Regions from separate parts of the Mus musculus genome. Here region 1 is linked to region 2. A link is a loop called in an ENCODE intact Hi-C map of the cell type or tissue named here. Cell type or tissue: heart. All regions are shown on one strand. Links, peaks and the distances in the headings refer to the core of each region. The heading gives the core; the rest is flanking DNA. Region 1 has its middle 10 kb from the start of Gm46832. Region 2 has its middle 33 kb from the start of Gm32496.

Region 1 (8,337 bases), core at 13-8,012, 440 kb before region 2:
TTTTATTCGATATTAGAATGGCTACTCCAGCTTGTTTCTTTGGACTATTTGCTTGGAAAATTGTTTTCCAGCCTTTCACTCTGAGATAGTGTCTGTCTTTTTCCCTAGGTGGGTTTCCAGTAAGCAGCAAAATGTTGGGTCCTGTTTGTGGAGCCATTCTATTAGTCTATTTTTATTGGGGAATTGAGTCCATTCATGTTAAGAGAAATTAAAGAAAAGTAATTGTTGCTTCCTGTTATTTTTGTTGTTAAAGTTGGGATTCTGTTCTTGTGGCTGTCTTCTTTTAGGTTTGTTGAAGGATTGCTTTCTTGCTTTTTCTAGGGCATAGTTTCCGTCCTTGTGTTGGTGCTTTCCCTTTATTATCCTTTGAAGGGCTGGATTTGTGGAAAGATATTGTGTGAATTTGGTTTTATTATGGAATACATTGGTTTCTCCATCTATGGTAATTGAGAGTTTTGCTGGGTATTTTAGCCTGGGCTGGCATTTGTGTTCTCTTAGGGTCTGCATAACATCTGTCCAGGCTCTTCTGGCTTTCATAGTCTCTGGTGAGAAGTTTGGTGTAATTCTAATAGGCCTGCCTTTATATGTTACTTGTCCTTTTTTTCTTCCTGCTTTTAATATTCTCTCTTTATTTAGTGCATTTATTGTTCTGATTATTATGTGTCGAGAGGAATTTCTTTTCTGTTCCAGTCTTTTTGGAGTTCTGTAGGCTTCTTGTATGTTCATGGGCTTCTCTGTTTTTAGGTTTGGGAAGTTTTCTTCTATAATTTTGTTCAAGATATTTACTGGCCCTTTAAGTTGAAAGTCTTCATTCTCATCTACTCCTATTATTTGTAGGTTTGGACTTCTCATTGTGTCCTGGGTTTCCTGGATGTTTTGAGTTAGGATCTTTTTGCATTTTGCATTTTTCTTTGATTGTTGTGTCAATGTTCTCTATGGAATCTTCTGCACCTGAGATTCTCTCTTCCATGTCTTGTATTCTGTTGCTGATGCTCACATCTATGGCTCCTGATTTCTTTCCTAGGGTTTCTATCTCCAGAGTTGTCTCCCTTTGGGTTTTCTTTATTGTTTCTACTTCCATGTTTAGATCTTGTACAGTTTTGTTCAATTCCATCACCTGTTTGGGTGTGTTTTCCTGTAATTCTTTAAGGGATTTTTGTGTTTCCTCTTTAAGGACTTTTACCTGTTTAGCAGTGTTTTCCTATAATTCTCTAAGAACTTCTACCTGTTTTCTTTAAGGAGTTGTAACTCTTTAGCAGTTTTCTCCTGTATTTCTTTTTTTGTTTTGTTTTGTTTTGGTTTTTCGAGACAGGGTTTCTCTGTATAGCCCTGGCTGCCTGGAACTCACTTTGTAGACCAGGCTGGCCTCGAACTCAGAAATCCGCCTGCCTGTGCCTCCTGAGTGCTGGGATTAAAGGCGTGCGCCACCACGCCCGGCCTCTCCTGTATTTCTTTAAGTGAGTTATTAATGCCCTTCTTAAAGTCCTCTACCAGCATCATGAGATATGATTTTGAATCCAAATCTTGCTTTTCGGGTATGTTGGGGTATCCAGGACTGGCTGAGGTGGGAGTGCTGGGTTCTGATGATGGTGAGCGATCTTAGTTTCTGTTGGTAAGATTCTTACGTTTACCTTTCACCATCTGGTAATCTCTGGTGTTAGTTGTTATAGTTGTCTCTGGCTGGATGGAGCCTGTTCCTCCTGTGATTCTGTTAGCCTCTGTCAGCAGTCCTAGGGGTCCAGCTCTCTCCTGAGTCTCAGTGGTTAGAGTACTCTCTGCAGGCAAGCTCTCCTCTTGCAGGGAAGGTGCACAGAGGTCTGGTGTTCAGACCTGCCTCCTGGCTGAAGATGAAGGCCTGAAACAGGGCCTGTCCCAGAAGATTTGTTGCCTCTGCAGTCTGCATGCTCACCTGCACAGACTGGTCTCCGAGGGACCAGACACAAGATGGCTCTCTCACCTGCTCTGGGAGTCAGAGCCCTCCCAGGAGGCCACCTCTCCTCTGGTGGGGAAGGTGCCCCGATGTCTGGAGCCCGAAATGGGGGTCTGTCCCAGAAACTGTGTTGCTTCTGCAGTCTGCTTGTTTGCCCTCCGCAGTCTGTGAGCTGACCTGTGCAGACTGGTCTACCTATATTAAACTTTCATAATGGTGTAATTTTTAAATTCTTTCTGGTTCTGAATAAAGACAGTATTTTTAAGCTGAAAAAAAAAGTGGGGGCTGGTGAGATGGCTCAGCGGGTAAGAGCACTGACTGCTCTTCTGAAGATCCTGAGTTCAAATCCCAGCAACCACATGGTGGTTCACAACCACCTGTAATGAGATCTGACGCCCTTTCTGGTGTGTCTGAAGACAGCTGCAGAGTACTTATGTATAATAATAAATAAATCTTTGGGCTGGAGCAAGTGGGTCCAGCCAGAGCGAGCAGAGGTCCTAAAATTCAATTCCTAACAACCACATGAAGGCTCACAACCATCTGTACAGCTACAGTGTACTCATAGACATAAAATAAATAAATAAATCTTTTATTTTAAGTGTGTTTTCCTGTGTAAAACTTTGCCCAGAATGAATGAGATTTATATGGGTCTCTTTCATGCTTGTTTGCTTACTCTCTGTCTGTCTCTTCCCTCCCCTCCCCTCCCCACCCCACTTCCTTTCTTTCAGGCAGCATCTTTCCATGTTATCCCAATTGGCCTTGAACTCCAGGCATTTCAGCCTCCCAAATGCCCTGGTTTTGTTTTTGAAACAGGGTCTCAAAAGTTCAGAGATGACTTTGAACTTGTGATATATGAAGGTTATCTGTATGGTTTATCAAATAAACATGGAACGTAAAAGGGGATATTATTAATAATTTGGTCAGGAAAAATAGGCATAAATACCCATGGGACAAGTGGCAGAGGACGTGGGGGGTGGTGGTGGGGTCTCAGGAGACCAGACATGGACCTAAAGAAACTGTAGGACTTCCAGGAGGAAGCTCGGGGCTGGAGCGACGTCCAGAGGCCTAGAAGGACCTAAGAGAAAACACTACCTGTGGCCCAGACATGCTAAGGAAGCTCTAATTCCTAGGGGGGGACAGGACTGGGGGACAGGACTGGGGGACAGGACTGCGGGAGTGAAGCAGCTGCAGGCAGTGGAGGCTGGAGCCTGCGGTAGCAGCACGGACCTAAGGGGCGTGTCCTGTGGGGACAGTGCTGAGGCTGAAAGTAGGGCGAGCTCTTGCAGAGGCACTGGCTGCACAGCAGGGGGCAGGGCTGCCTGGGCCGGCGTCACTTCAGCTGGTGACTCTGTGGCTGGCAGTATGCATGCAGCTCGCAGAAGGTTAAATAGGACAGGCACAAAGGTTTAAAATGAGGTTTGGAAAAGTTCAGAGAGTGGAGGAGTCACACTGAGTGTTCGTAGAAGGCAGAAGAGAAAGCAGGGACGCATTCCGGTGTTTTTGTTCGGTGCTAAAGTGCACCATTAATGAACAGTTTTCAGATGGAGGAGAGCGTCTCTATCACTAGCAGAGGCTGGTGAGCAGAAGTCGAGAGAAAGGGCTTTTCCATGTTTCTGAAGAGTCCCAAAAGAGCGACCTCTGGGACAGAGGGTATCATCACCTAGACTCCCTCACCCAGAGAGACTCCATGGGGATCCATGAAGGAATCTGAAACCTGTCAACAGGGTTTTCAGACAGCTAAGAGCAAATGCTGAATTCTAGCAGTACAGCCACAAGACGCGAAAGGAAAGCTTGCCAACCGCACCGAACTGAACGGACTGTGTGTATCAGGTGTAGAAATCTAAGGAGTTCAGTTAGTCACTGTTGGATGAAGAAGGCTGGCGCCGGAAGGTCGGAAAGGGCGAGACCCGGACTAAGGGAGGGTATCCTATAGGCCGATATCTGAGTGATGACTCGATGTGAAGTGATTGCTATCTGCTCAGGACCAACTTCTCAGCATAGAGGAGATTTATTTGCCCCAGAGGGACAGAGAAAGGGAATAAGAGACAGAAGACATGGGAGAAGGGGAGGGAACAAGGAAGAAAGGGCAGGATATTGGGGGGGGGGATAGCCTCAGGATAGACAGTTTATAAAGGGAAGGGGGAACCCCATATGAGGATGAGATGTTTACTTTTAATGGGCCATGTTAATTAGGTGGTCAAAGGAGGCTTTTGATTGCTGGACTTCAATACTTTGATAGCTGGACCTTGGTAGTCAGCTTCGGGATGAAGGAGTGGCTAAATTGATGGCCTTGGGGACTAGCTTCAGGAATGCAATCAGGTGTGGCCTAGTTAGAGTACATGTGTCACTATAGGTAGGTGTTGAGAAGTCAAAAGTGCAGGCAAGGCCTAGTGTGCCTGCATCCGCCTCTCTCTCTCTCTCTCTCTCTCTCTTTCTCTCTCTCTCTCTCACACACACACACACACGCCTCTCTCTCTCTCTCTCTCTCTCACACACACACACACACACACACACGCCTCTCTCACACACACACACACACACACACACACACACGCACGCACGCACGCACGCACGCACGCACGCGCGCTCTCTCTCTGCTTGCTGCCTGTGGAGGACGTAAAGCTCTTAGCTACCCCTCCATTACTCTGCTTAGCTGCTTACCACCATGATGACCATTGACTAACCTAACCCTCTAAAACTGTAAGCAAACCTCCAATTAAATGCTTTTTAAAATAAGAGTTGCCTTGGTCATGATGTCTCTTCACAGGAATAAAACAGTGACTATCTTGACACAAACTAGGGTTATCGGAAAGGTGGGAACTTCAATTGAGAAAATGCTCTCACAAAACGAAAACAAAAGCACAGAGCCATAATTTGCAGCTGCCTGTTGGTGGCCCACGCCTTTAATCCCAGCACTGGGAGGCAGAGGCAGGTGGAGCTCTTGAGCTCAAGGCCAGCCTTGTGTACAGATCGAGTTCCAGGCCAGTCAGGACTAAACAGAGAAACCCTGTCTTTAGAAAACAAACAAACAAGCAAAAACAGAAAAAAATGCCGCTAACACAAAGGCTGTGAGTGTTGCAAATTGGAACTCAGTTCGAGCTTGACTCAGGCAGAAGCCTCTATGCTTTGCTGAGACACACTCAATGCACTCTCTCTGCAGAAGCAGACAGCACCGTTTGCACGAGCAGGTGTGTTTCTCTGGAATATGGTTAGTGCATCGATTATGCTGACAACATTTGATAAATAAGCTTAGCTATGGATTTAGTCCTACACTGTTTCAAGCCCCGGGAGTCACATTTACCATCTAATGTGTAGCTAAGCATATTCAAGAAAAATTTAGTACCTTGTTAGTTAGCATCATGCCAGTCTACAGAAAAGTAAACACAGATCCAATCCATTATCCCTGGGAGAGTTTTCATGACGAACACTATAAAAATATAAAACGTAAGTATTAGAATTAAGACCTGCGGGATTGCAGTCCAGGCTGTGACTGATAATCAACCGAGTGATTTCTTTTGCTAGGACTTTTTGAAGTGGGGTTGATGGCGTACTCCATTATTACATGCTATGTATTACCTCAGTATTGATTGAAGCTGCTTCAAATTGCTCTTACATGTACTGGGCTATTAAAGCATCTTACAGAGGATACTGATGAAGACATGACATGTGGGTCCATGCATTTCTTTTTGTCTTTTTTTTTTCTCCCTCTTTTTTTTTTTTTGGTTTTTCAAGACAGGGTTTCTCTGTGTAGCCCTGGCTGTCCTGGAACTCACTCTGTAGACCAGGCTGGCCTTGAACTCAGAAATCTGCCTGCCTCTGCCTCCTGAGTGCTGGGATTAAAGGCATGCGCCACCACGCCTGGCTCGGTCCATGCATTTCAAGAACACCTCACTCACTCCTTACGACATGTGTTCAGGCACCAGGGGGGTTTTCTTTTTTCTTTTTTTCTTTCCTTTTATTGAAAATAGATTCTTTTCTCACACAGTACGGTTATCATATTTCTCTCTTGCTAAATATGCTATTTCCATCTAGGGTCGTGGCTGAGGGGTCATGAAAGTACATGGTATAGAAATTCCATGTATAGCTACTGTGGGGCCACAGTAAAGGACATGGAGAAGGGAAAGGTCAGGAGAGAAAAGAGACCAATCCCCTGGCACCAGCAGACACAGCATCTGTGGTTGAAGTACAGACCGACACAGTGAAACACCCGCCACAGTGTACTAGCAAGGGAAGGTCCAGTCTCAAAAATGAGATAGGTTTAAACCATCTAGGACTGATATTTCACACTACATCTCTCCTGCTGGTTTCTGGCTCCTAGAGTTGCTGAGAATCAGCTAAAATGAGGGAGCCCATGCTCCAGTTACAAAAACAAAGGGTATGTGGGGGAGGGGTGCCGGAGAGAGGGCTTGAGAACACTGATTGCTCTTCCTGAGGACCTGGGTTTAATTCCCGGAACCAAATGGTGGCTCACAACTGCCTGTAAGTCCAGTTGCAAGGGATCTGACATCCTCGGGCAGATATGCAAGCAAAATGCCAATGCACATAAAATGAATAAATTAAAAAATAACAACCCATACTTATATATAAACAAACTTAACTAAACCCCACCTCCCCTTCTCCCCCACAACAAGAACTATCTGGGAGATGAAGAGGCTCAGAGAAAGTGAGTGCAGAGTGGGCCACGTATCATCAAAATACCATGTATGCATGTGTGCAATTGTTGACACACTGCATGCTTGTATGCAGTTGTCGACACATTGCATGCTTGTATGCAGTTGTCGACAGACAAAGCATATGAAGAGGACTGACAGAGTGGAAGAAGAAGGGAGGAGAAACAGAAGTAGGTAAGAAACTTCTTAAAGCAAGAGCCCTGCTTGCCCCCCCCCCCCCCCCCCCCCCGACTTCCACAGTCTGGTGCTGAGCTAGCTGGTTGACCTTTGACCTTCATAGAACACCTCAAAGCTCAGCACCACACTTTGTTCTGGAAGGATCAGATGGCAAGTCTGAAAGGTATATGCAGACACTGACTGCAAAGTGCCCTTTGGCCCAGTGCTCTGAAACTGTGAAGATACCACAGAAACCGGAAGCTGAAACTCCTGCTGAGGGAGAGAAATCAGCCCTAAAGCTCACTGCACGTCAGAGTGCTGTTGCTGGCTGTCAGTGTTGTCTCTGTTTAGTACCACTTTAGAAGGGCGTGACATTGGATAATCGCCTTGGGGTGGGGTGGGAGAAGGCCACGTGTTTAGAAAGAGATCCATCTGTCGTGCAGCTTATATAATGAAGCCATTATTGTCTTGTCTGCTTGGATTTGGAGCTTGCCATACTCTCTGTGGCTCCCCGGCTTAGCCGCCCCTGCTTATGGCTTGAAAAATAATTGCACTCTTGCTTTTAACTGTAGTGTGATTTCCTGTTTGTAGACATCATCATGCCGCAAGTTGTATTCGTAACACAATTAAGGTGTGTATAATCTGGTATGCCTTTTGTTTAGTTTTCTTGTGACTCAATAGACAGAGAAGGGATACCACGGAGGTTTTATGTTGGATAATCACCCATGCATCCTGCCGGCACTGCCGTGCCCATTTTCAGTCCTCTAGAGAAGACGAGAATAGTGTTCCAGAAATATCAGCTAATGGCCCACTGCCTTTCCCTAACTTCCCTCGAGAAGATTTATCTTCATCTGACTCTGCACCAGCAACCGGAAAGCGCACTTACCAGCTTGTAAAGCACTTTCTACACCAGTGGGACAGTGAATGACGGGCAGAGTGATGTCATTCCTCTGCCTTGCTTCACAGCTGAAGTGAAATATTTGCTAACTATTTCACGCATTTTTTAAAAACGGACGTAAATGATAAACAACAGAACTTCAACAATTGAAACCCTGCAGGAGAGAACGTAAAACCTTGCTTGCTGCTCTGCCTGTTGCCATGTGGTCAGGAGAGAGAGCTTTTAAATTGAAGTGTTGACCTAGTCCTCCCAGCAGACTAAAGAATGACGGGCCGGCCGTCCTGAAAGAACCCCCACTCACTGTGCCTGCAGGCAGGCTTTTAGGGAGCTGCCATCTTGAACAACAGACATGTTTGGAGCATCAATCAGACAAATACAATGAGAAACTCCTTGCATGTGTTATTAGATCACCGTCACAAAGTAGTTCTCCGAGTTATTTACTTTTGTGTGTGTGGTACTCTGAATTGAAGCCAGTGTCTTATGCATGCCAGGCAAGTACTCTACAACTGAGGTACAGCTTGGTCCTTCAAATTGACTTTTAATTGAAATGTCTCCTGATCAGTCTGAGTGTGTGTGTGTGTGTGTGTGTGTGTGTGTGTGTAGGGGTATGTGTGTATGGTGTGTGTGTGTGTAGGAGTATGTGTGTATGTATGTGGTGTGTGTGTGTGTGTAGGGGTATGTGT
Region 2 (8,337 bases), core at 324-8,323:
GAATAGCTATGCTTGCCTGTTCCCTCCTCTGTAGACAGCAGTAAGAATGGGGAGATCTGGGGTGATCGGAGGAACTGTGTAAAGCAGAGTGGGAAGGCAGCACAGTGTCAGCATGTCGCAAACACTAGCCGGCATCACTCCTGTCTACTGATGTCCAGTCCGCCTCTGTGCAGGATGCTGACTGTGGAGGCTCGTTTCACTGTGTGATGGGAGATGGCATCCCTTCCTCTTCACTCTAAGAATTATACTAACCTTCCATTTGTTTCCTTCATCTAGACTGCTCTGTCTTTTAACCCTGCATCACATCCCCCAAACCTGTGTCACATCCTCTCCCCACCGCACCTTTCCATTTTCATTAGGGCCCTGGGTTCGTTTTACTCAGGCTGGGCTCCTGCAGTGTCCTCATGACAGTGTTGACTTAAAAAAAAAAAAGAAAAAGAAAAAGAAAAAGAAAAAGAAAAAGAAAAAGAAAAAGAAAAAGAAAGAAAGAAAGAAAGAAAGAAAGAAAGAATAGGGCTGGGGAGGGCTGGGCAGCTGTGCAGTGGCCCCAGCTTGCTGAGTAAGCTCATGACTCAAGGTAGGATTCCCAGAACCCATATAAAAATCTGATACAGTAATGCATGGGAATTTGGAAATATTTCCCACATTTCTATGGGACTATGGGAAACAGAGACAGGAACAGCCCTGGAATCCAGGCTAGTTAGGCTATTACAGGTGCTGGTGAACAGTGAAAACTCTGCCTCAAAAGGTGTGGAAGCAAAGGACCGACACCCAAGGTCATTGTCTGTCGTCCACACACTGCTGTGACACGTGCTCCCCGCCATTCACACAGAGACCAGGGTCTTTATCTGCGTCCCTTTTAGGCTGTTGGTTGTTGTATCAGCTGAGACCATTTTCTACTACAAATTATTCTCTTCAACTATTAAAATACCTTTTCTCTCACACATATATGTTGTAGTCTTCTCTGATATATCCAGTGCTCTGTAGTGTAAAGTTGTTCTTAGGATCACAAAACCATCAGTTCCCATCCTTTGCTGGTCCCATCTCCTCCCATGGTAAATCAGTTTGACCCTGAGCCTGGGTGTGATTGACTACCAGGTCTGTTTCTGCCTCTGCCAAGCACGTATGAAAGTTCCTCCTACCTGGAAGATCCTTTCTCCAGTAGTTCAGTTAGAAGACACCAGTTTCCCCTACAGGGAGCTAGTAAAGTCCTGAGTCAATATGTATTGTTGACATGGATATTTCCCAGTCAAAGACTCTCAGCCCCATTGGAGTGGCAAAGCACCAGTTTTACCAGGGTGAGGCTCAGAAGAAGGGCAAAAGCTTTCTCAGGCCTGAGTTTGAGACTCTTGATAGAAAATGTTCACCGTAGCCACCCCCGAGACTGTTCCTACAGCATTGGCTAAGCCTACTTCCTTGTTCAGCTGTATGCAACAACCTTTCCTTCCTTCCTTCCTTCCTTCCTTCCTTCCTTCCTTCCTTCCTTCCTTCCTTCCTTCCTTCCTTCCTTCCTTCCTCCCTTCCTCCCTTCCTCCCTTCCTCCCTTCCTCCCTTCCTCCCTTCCTCCCTTCCTCCCTCCCTTCCTCCCTCCCTCCCTCCCTTCTTCCCTCCCTCCCTCTCTCCCTCCCTCCCTCCCTCTCTCCCTCCCTCCCTCCCTCCCCCCTCCCCTCCAGTTCAATAGTATATAATAAATTCACTGAGCTTCTGGGATGCTTCAGTTCCTCCATCAGAGAATCTAGCTTCTCCATGTCTGGGTATATGTCCTTTCTTCATTCCTTCACAGCCCAAGTTATGTCAATTCCTGAAGCCAAGCAAGGACATGGCATCTCTCACATAGCACCTTTTCTACTTTTCTTTTGAAAAATATTTTTGTTGCTATTATTATTAATTTTATTACGTTTGTGAGTGTGTAAAAATCAGAGGACAATTTTGTGAAGTGAGTTCTCTCTTTGCTTCACCATGTATGTTCTGAAGATCAAACTCAGGTTTGCCAGTGACTGACTTTATCCCCTGAGGCACTGCCAGCTCATGTCTAGCATCTTTCATTGAGCATCTCCCTATCAGATCAGGACACTTATGTTAGCGCCTCCATTATCATTTCTATCATTACTACACTCACATTAGAGACTGTCTATCTTCCTTACATGTATGTCTATCTTCCTTACGCGCGCGCGCGCGCGCGCGCGTGTGTGTGTGTGTGTGTGTGTGTGTGTATGTATGTATGTATGATCTAGGAATGAATTTTGGTTAATCTTGTTTGTCAGCTTAGCAGGTTCTGGATTCAGCTAAGAGACTCCTTTGGATGGGCATGCAAGGTTACTTTCCGGGAGAATTCAATAAGGGCAGTGGGCACCATCTTCTGGCAGACTCCCAGGTACAGACAGGTCTGTGGGGAGCAGTGCCCTCTTGTTCTCTTGGCTGTCTTGTGCCTCCCTGGGATCTCCCTTGATGCAGCAGCCACCACCCTTGGCTGCCATCGGAACCCAGCTGAAGACCAGTGATTTTCTAAGAACTGTTTGGGTGTTAGCACCAGATTAAAGATGTCATTCAGCTCCGAGGTCTGAGCAACTAGAGGTTCTCAGGCTCAAACAGCCATTGTGGGTAGTCTTTGCAAGATGGTCTAGGAAATCCCCTTCATCAGCAAGGCTCTGGGTTCTGTTCCTCTAGAGAACTCTAATTGCCCATCTTCTATCTTTAATTATCTAGTCATCTTCAATGTAGTAAAACACACACTCGCTCTCTCACACACACAGCATTACAAATAAATGATTTATTCAATGGTCTGCCAGGCCTTATGGCTTATTCATATCTCTGTCTTTTAACATAAGTGGCCCATTACTAGTAGCTGAGGAAATTAATACTTTTTAAATTTTTTTTAAAGAAGAGACAGTCTTACCCTGTGTCCCAGGCTGGTCAGGAAACCAAGCTCCTGCCTCAGTGCCCTGCGTCTGGGCTTGCAGGTGTGTGGTGCCAAGCTCTGCACCTCATCCCTGTCATCTACACTCTCATATCTCATCTCCACTGGGCACTTGGTGACCTGGTGATTCAGCGAACTCTTACTGTTAGTCTCTCTTATACTACTGCTCATATTTGTAAAAAGAATCCAATTCTAGTTTCTCAGGACAAGGAAGTGTGTTTCCATCGCTGTTCCTGCACATTTTACGCACGATGTTTAGTGAATAGCTGTTGATTGAATAACCAGGAAGCAAAGCCTGGGTCATTTCCTTCCAACTTTTATGGCATTTTACTTCCTGAAACAGTGTCTGGTTCCTCCTGCAAGATTATCTGAAGCTGTGGGACGCCCTCTTTGCTCCAATCAGGGCCTCTAGTTCTGACAGGAATCACATCCTTAGGTGTCTTGAATGACACACTCTGGAAAGCACCTGGTCACTGAGTTTTGCAAAGAAATGGCACTGTGCCAGGGCTTGCTCCCTCCTTCTAGCAGCAAGCAGCGAGGACTCTTTCCATTCTGCTAGCCAGCAGCAAGCAGCTCTGCTTTCCTCACTACCAAGCCAAAAAAAAAAAAAAAAAAAAAGGTAATTGCCTCTCATCTGTTTGAATAACCTAAGATGAAGCTAAATAAAGCTATTCAACAGGAAGGAAGCAGCATTTGGAAGTGCTCAAACAGCACAAATACCGAAGAGGAACCGGAAAATTCCTTTGCACCTATTATGAATACCTGCTAGGACCTATAGCCAAGTGACAGAGATGATAAATGACCAGGAAGTAAGGATTCAGTCTGGCAGATAAGGCTAATTGCAGAACTCTGAATATGAGTGCATCCCGCCTTCATAGATTTTAATCCCACTATCATTTTATCATCTTTGAGGGTTGTGTTTATTACCGATGTGGAGGGAGTGAATAACACTTTGCTTATATTATATATATATTATATTATGTTATATACTATTTCCTAAAGGTACTGTCTGCAAACATTCAGTGCAGCCTTGGTCCAGGGAGTTCTCATCACTTGTGATTAAACACTGCCCCCTGGTGGCTCAGAGGGATCTCACATTTTTGTCCTGAAAGGGAAGTGAGATGGGCCAGTCTCCCTATCTCCTTTGTAAAGTCTTCCCAGTGCTATCCTCTCCCCGCAGTGATATTGTACACCTTCGTGCGTTCCTCATGTCTACTCATCTTTAGCTCTGTCCAACGGTTAAGGAAACCCAGCGAGTTCCTACTGTGTGCGCGGCGCTCTGCTGTCGCTTCAGAGGAAATTCTCTGAACGTTTGTCAGTTGCTGTTTCTCCATTTTCCTAACAGGTTCTGACTTTCGTCACTTGTTGAATACAAACATTCATATTCAGTCTCATTGTTTACTGTAAATTTACCCTCATAGATTAGATGTGCAGGGAGTGAAGTGGGCGGAGACAAAGCTCATTTCCATGTAGTTCCTTCTGTGTTTCCAGTAACTATCTAAACATTTGGCACTTAACACCCCTCAGTAAAGTTCATGGGATAGGTTAGTGATTTCAGTGTCGATGTGGTAGCCGTGGGCAGTGATGAGCAAAGGGTGATGGGAAGAGAAGAGAGCTGCCCATTCTGAGACGTTCAGGGGACGGAGTGGTGTTCCCAGGTTCCCAAAGGAGGGCATTGGAATCAGTACACGTGCTGGAGGAGGGTCCTCAATCCAGGAAAACTGCACGCACAGATGTACAGCTGGGAAGGACCTGGTGATGGAAAGCTATGACCACTGCTGGTCAGCAGCGTTGGAGGGAGAAGCGTGGGATGATGTCTGCATCCTGCCAGAGGTGCTGAAGGGCAGAGAACACTATCTGTGGGTCAGTGGCAGCCACTGTTAGAGAAGGAAGTGGTGACGTTTGCTTCCTAGAGTTCTGTTTTCAGAAGAGAACAGCGCAGTATCCAACCAAGCTAAAGGCTGGTTTCTATGCACTTATGCACAGGGTGTGGCACACAGTCATTTCTACACACGTGAAAATAAGAGTTACAAAGAACGAGAATGAGATAAAGAAAGATATTTTTGGGAATGGCTGATGGCAGAGGGATGGAAGGGAGGAGAGTGGCTATGGTTTAGTGTTTGGGAGAGCAGAGAAGAGAAGGCAAAGGTGGCCAGCCCCCTCAGGCTGTGTGAGCACTGGGGAAACTGTGCACCCATGGTTTCCACGAGGGCTTCTGCCAGTCTCAGGGTTGCTTACTGAGCTCACAAGGTTGCAGTAAAGTTCTACAGATTCTGTACTCCCTTCCCAGGGCGTACTCATTCTGGGCTCTGTTTAAGTTACTTCTCCTCAGAGCCTTGTTTGTGTCCCCTACAGACCACCACTGACTGGCTTAGATCTAGCCTATACTTGGAAAGGCTTTAATTGTGAAGCAGGAGAAGAAAAGCCTCTGAGTTATCTATTATATTTTGTTTATTATTATATTTATGATTTTTTGAGATGAAGTCTCACGTAGCCCAAATTTGCTCCATCATCAAGGCTGACTAAGAACTCCTGATCCTCCTGCCCTCACACCCCCTAGTAGTAAGGTTGAGTTATGCACTGCCATGCTTGGCACAAATACATTTTAAAAGCTTTGTCTTTTAAATTATTTCTAGTATCACTTAGAGAATGAAAATAATTAACTCAACCTACTCCTGGTGGTGTAGGGTGTACCACTTGGGAAACTCAGTTTAAAGCCTGCTTGGAATACAAGAGAGCTCAAGGTCAGCTTGGGCAACATAATGAGACTCTACTGTCACCACCACCATCACCATCAACAACAACGATAATGACAAATCGACTATGCATGTAGACTTACTACGTGCTACGGCGCCTCACGTGAGACTAAGGTTTAATCTTCAGTTCAGCAAACCCTTTTTTCTTCAAGATGTGTTCATTTGAAGTTACTGTCATTGGTTATGGTATAAAATCACCAGGTTATTGTTCCTTTTGCCCTAATACAGTATGCACATGCTTAGTGACTGATAGTCAAGTTATTAATCCTTTGAGATTTCTTATTTGGTACTTATTGGCTTTAAAAATACTTTTCACACTTTGTGATCATATTTTTTTCCACTCTTCCAGCTCCTCCCAGGTCCTCCTCACCTCACTACCTATGAACTTCATGTTCTTTCTCTGTCTCTCAAAAACCAAACAAAAGCCCAATAATCAATCAATCAGTCAATCGATCAATCAATCAATCAAACAATCAATTAACCAACCAACCAACCAACCAACCAACCAACCAATCAATTAAAACATAGAAATACAAAGAAAACTGAAACAAAATCCAAACCAAACCAAACTTGGATCTTATGCAAGAGCAGGTAATACTCTTTTCCATTCATATTCACACACACACACACACACACACACACACACACACACACACACACACTACTTAGGGGTTTATTGTTGTGAAAAGACAACATGGCCAAGGCATCTTTTATAAAGAAAATTTTAAATGGGCCTATCTTATAGGCTTAGAGATTCAGTCCATTATCATCACGGTGGGAAACATGGCAGCATGCAGGTAGACATAGTGCTTGAGGAACCAAGAGTTCTACGTCTTGATCGGAAGGCAGCCAGGAGGAGGCTGTCATCATCTGCACTGGGAAGAGCCTGAGCACAGGAGACCTAAAAGTCCACTCCCACAGTGACACACGTCCTTCAACAAGGCTACACTTTCTAATAGTGCCACTTCCCACGGGCCAAATATTCAAACACATGAATCCACAGGGCCCAAACGTATTTAAACCAACACACTCAGAGATACACTTAAAAATTAGATATCACAGTTTAAGGAAGACCAGTCTAGTCTCTTATTCTCTGGAGATTGTGCCTGGGTCTCTGTGTTAAATTTATGGCAGTTTGTCACCTACCACAAAAAAGAAGCGTCTCTAGTGAGGGTTGACTGATCTGCTGACTTATGAAGACAGAGGTAAGCATTAGGAGCAGGTTTAAAGCTGTGTCAACTTAGCAGAATGCAGTGATAAGAAGAAATTAAGTGTAAGTTTTATACAAGGTGTGTGTGGCCACAGGCCCTCAGTTCCATTTCTTTTCTCTCCTGTTTTTATTTTTATTTTTTGGAGTGAGCTTTAAGTCCAATCAGAAAGTGCTTGGTTACTCCCATAATATTAAGAGCTCTATTGTACTAGCAGGCATGTCCTGTAGGTTGATCATTAGTATAGCCCACAGCTGGGAAGACTGATGGTTATGGTTCTCCATCAGTAGAGTGCACAGTGTCTTACAGCACATGAAAGCTATCCAGCAAAGGAGAGGATTCCAGTTGAGTACCAATTTGATCTCCTGTGGTCTAGAACTTCAGCAGCAAGGCCTCACCATCAAGTTCTGGAGAGTAACTAAGAGCACTGGCAATAGTCTTTAATATTTGGGGTCTATGGGACCCCACTGACCAAATAACTCCAAAGGAGGTAACCCTAGCATTGCATCTTTTTATTTGATAGCTTATGGTTTCCAGAATGGATAGTGTTCCCCTATTATCAGGTAACTCTGTGTTTAAATTGTGTGTGTGTGTGTGTGCATGGGTCTCTCTCTCTCTCTCTCTTTCTGTTAGGATGCTTCTATGGTAGTAGGTTTCCATTTGAGTGTGTGTGTGTGTGTGTGTGTGTGTGTGTGTGTGTGTGTTTATGGTAGTCAATTTCCATTTGACTTTCTCAAGGCTCAGAGATCATCATGGCGAAGGGGCAAAAAGATTATAACAGCCAGAGGAAGTGGATGACTGCAACACAACACTGTTTTCTGAACATGGCAGGACAGTTACACTTGTGAGTTGTGGCAGTTGTAGCATGCACAATAGCATGGCAAGCTCAAGCCAGAAACAGTTCAAGTGTGGAGAGAGAGGTCATTATGTCCCTAGTTGGGGAGCTACTGGTGGATTATAAATTTAGGGAGAGAGAGAGAGAACATGTTGCCTTAATCTGTGGCTCCTGGGAAGTCAGTTACAGCCTAGTAGGTGACTCTACACCCAGAAGTGAACAGACAGCACAAGATTGGGTTGTACGGGTTAGTAAACAAGGGGCAGAAACATGGGGATGGGAAGTAGGGGTGGGTTTAGGAGAGATTGTGGGGCTGGAAGGTGACTGATAGAAAGCCATTGTATGAAATTCTCAAAGGATTAGTTTTTAAAATGAAAATGAATAACATCTGAAAGCAATAAGAAGGCTTATCTTATTTATGTCAGTCATCTTTGGTCCAGCCATTTCTTCTGTTCATTCACTTCACAAGGAAGCAGCAGGCTTCTGCCATGAACCTGGTATGTTGTTACACATGACTGGCAGATCACAGAGCTTTTCAGACACAGGATGTGACAGTGCTCTCCCCATCCACAGGACAGTAATATGGGAAAACAGACTCTCTCCAGGAGAAGAAAGAATAAC

The links. Peaks named below come from ENCODE experiments on the same cell type or tissue, not always from the same donor. Only the 100,000 strongest peaks of a DNase experiment are listed, where the experiment ranks them.
Region 1: it touches region 2 in a loop (5-fold over the local background); 7 of 42 quality-filtered maps call a loop at or near these places.

The regions. Positions count from the first base shown.
Region 1 is chr3:9,033,388-9,041,724 of GRCm38, reverse strand. No RefSeq gene overlaps it. Among named protein-coding and RNA genes, the nearest start is that of Gm46832, 10 kb to the right of the region's middle. In heart, for the core only: a CTCF peak has its summit at 3,232 (motif pointing right); DNase peaks (open chromatin) are centred at 3,194 and 7,644; H3K4me3 peaks cover 1,091 bases; H3K27ac peaks cover 2,606 bases.
Region 2 is chr3:8,590,549-8,598,885 of GRCm38, reverse strand. No RefSeq gene overlaps it. Among named protein-coding and RNA genes, the nearest start is that of Gm32496, 33 kb to the left of the region's middle. In heart, for the core only: a CTCF peak has its summit at 3,995 (motif pointing left); DNase peaks (open chromatin) are centred at 3,375, 4,005 and 4,635; H3K4me3 peaks cover 578 bases.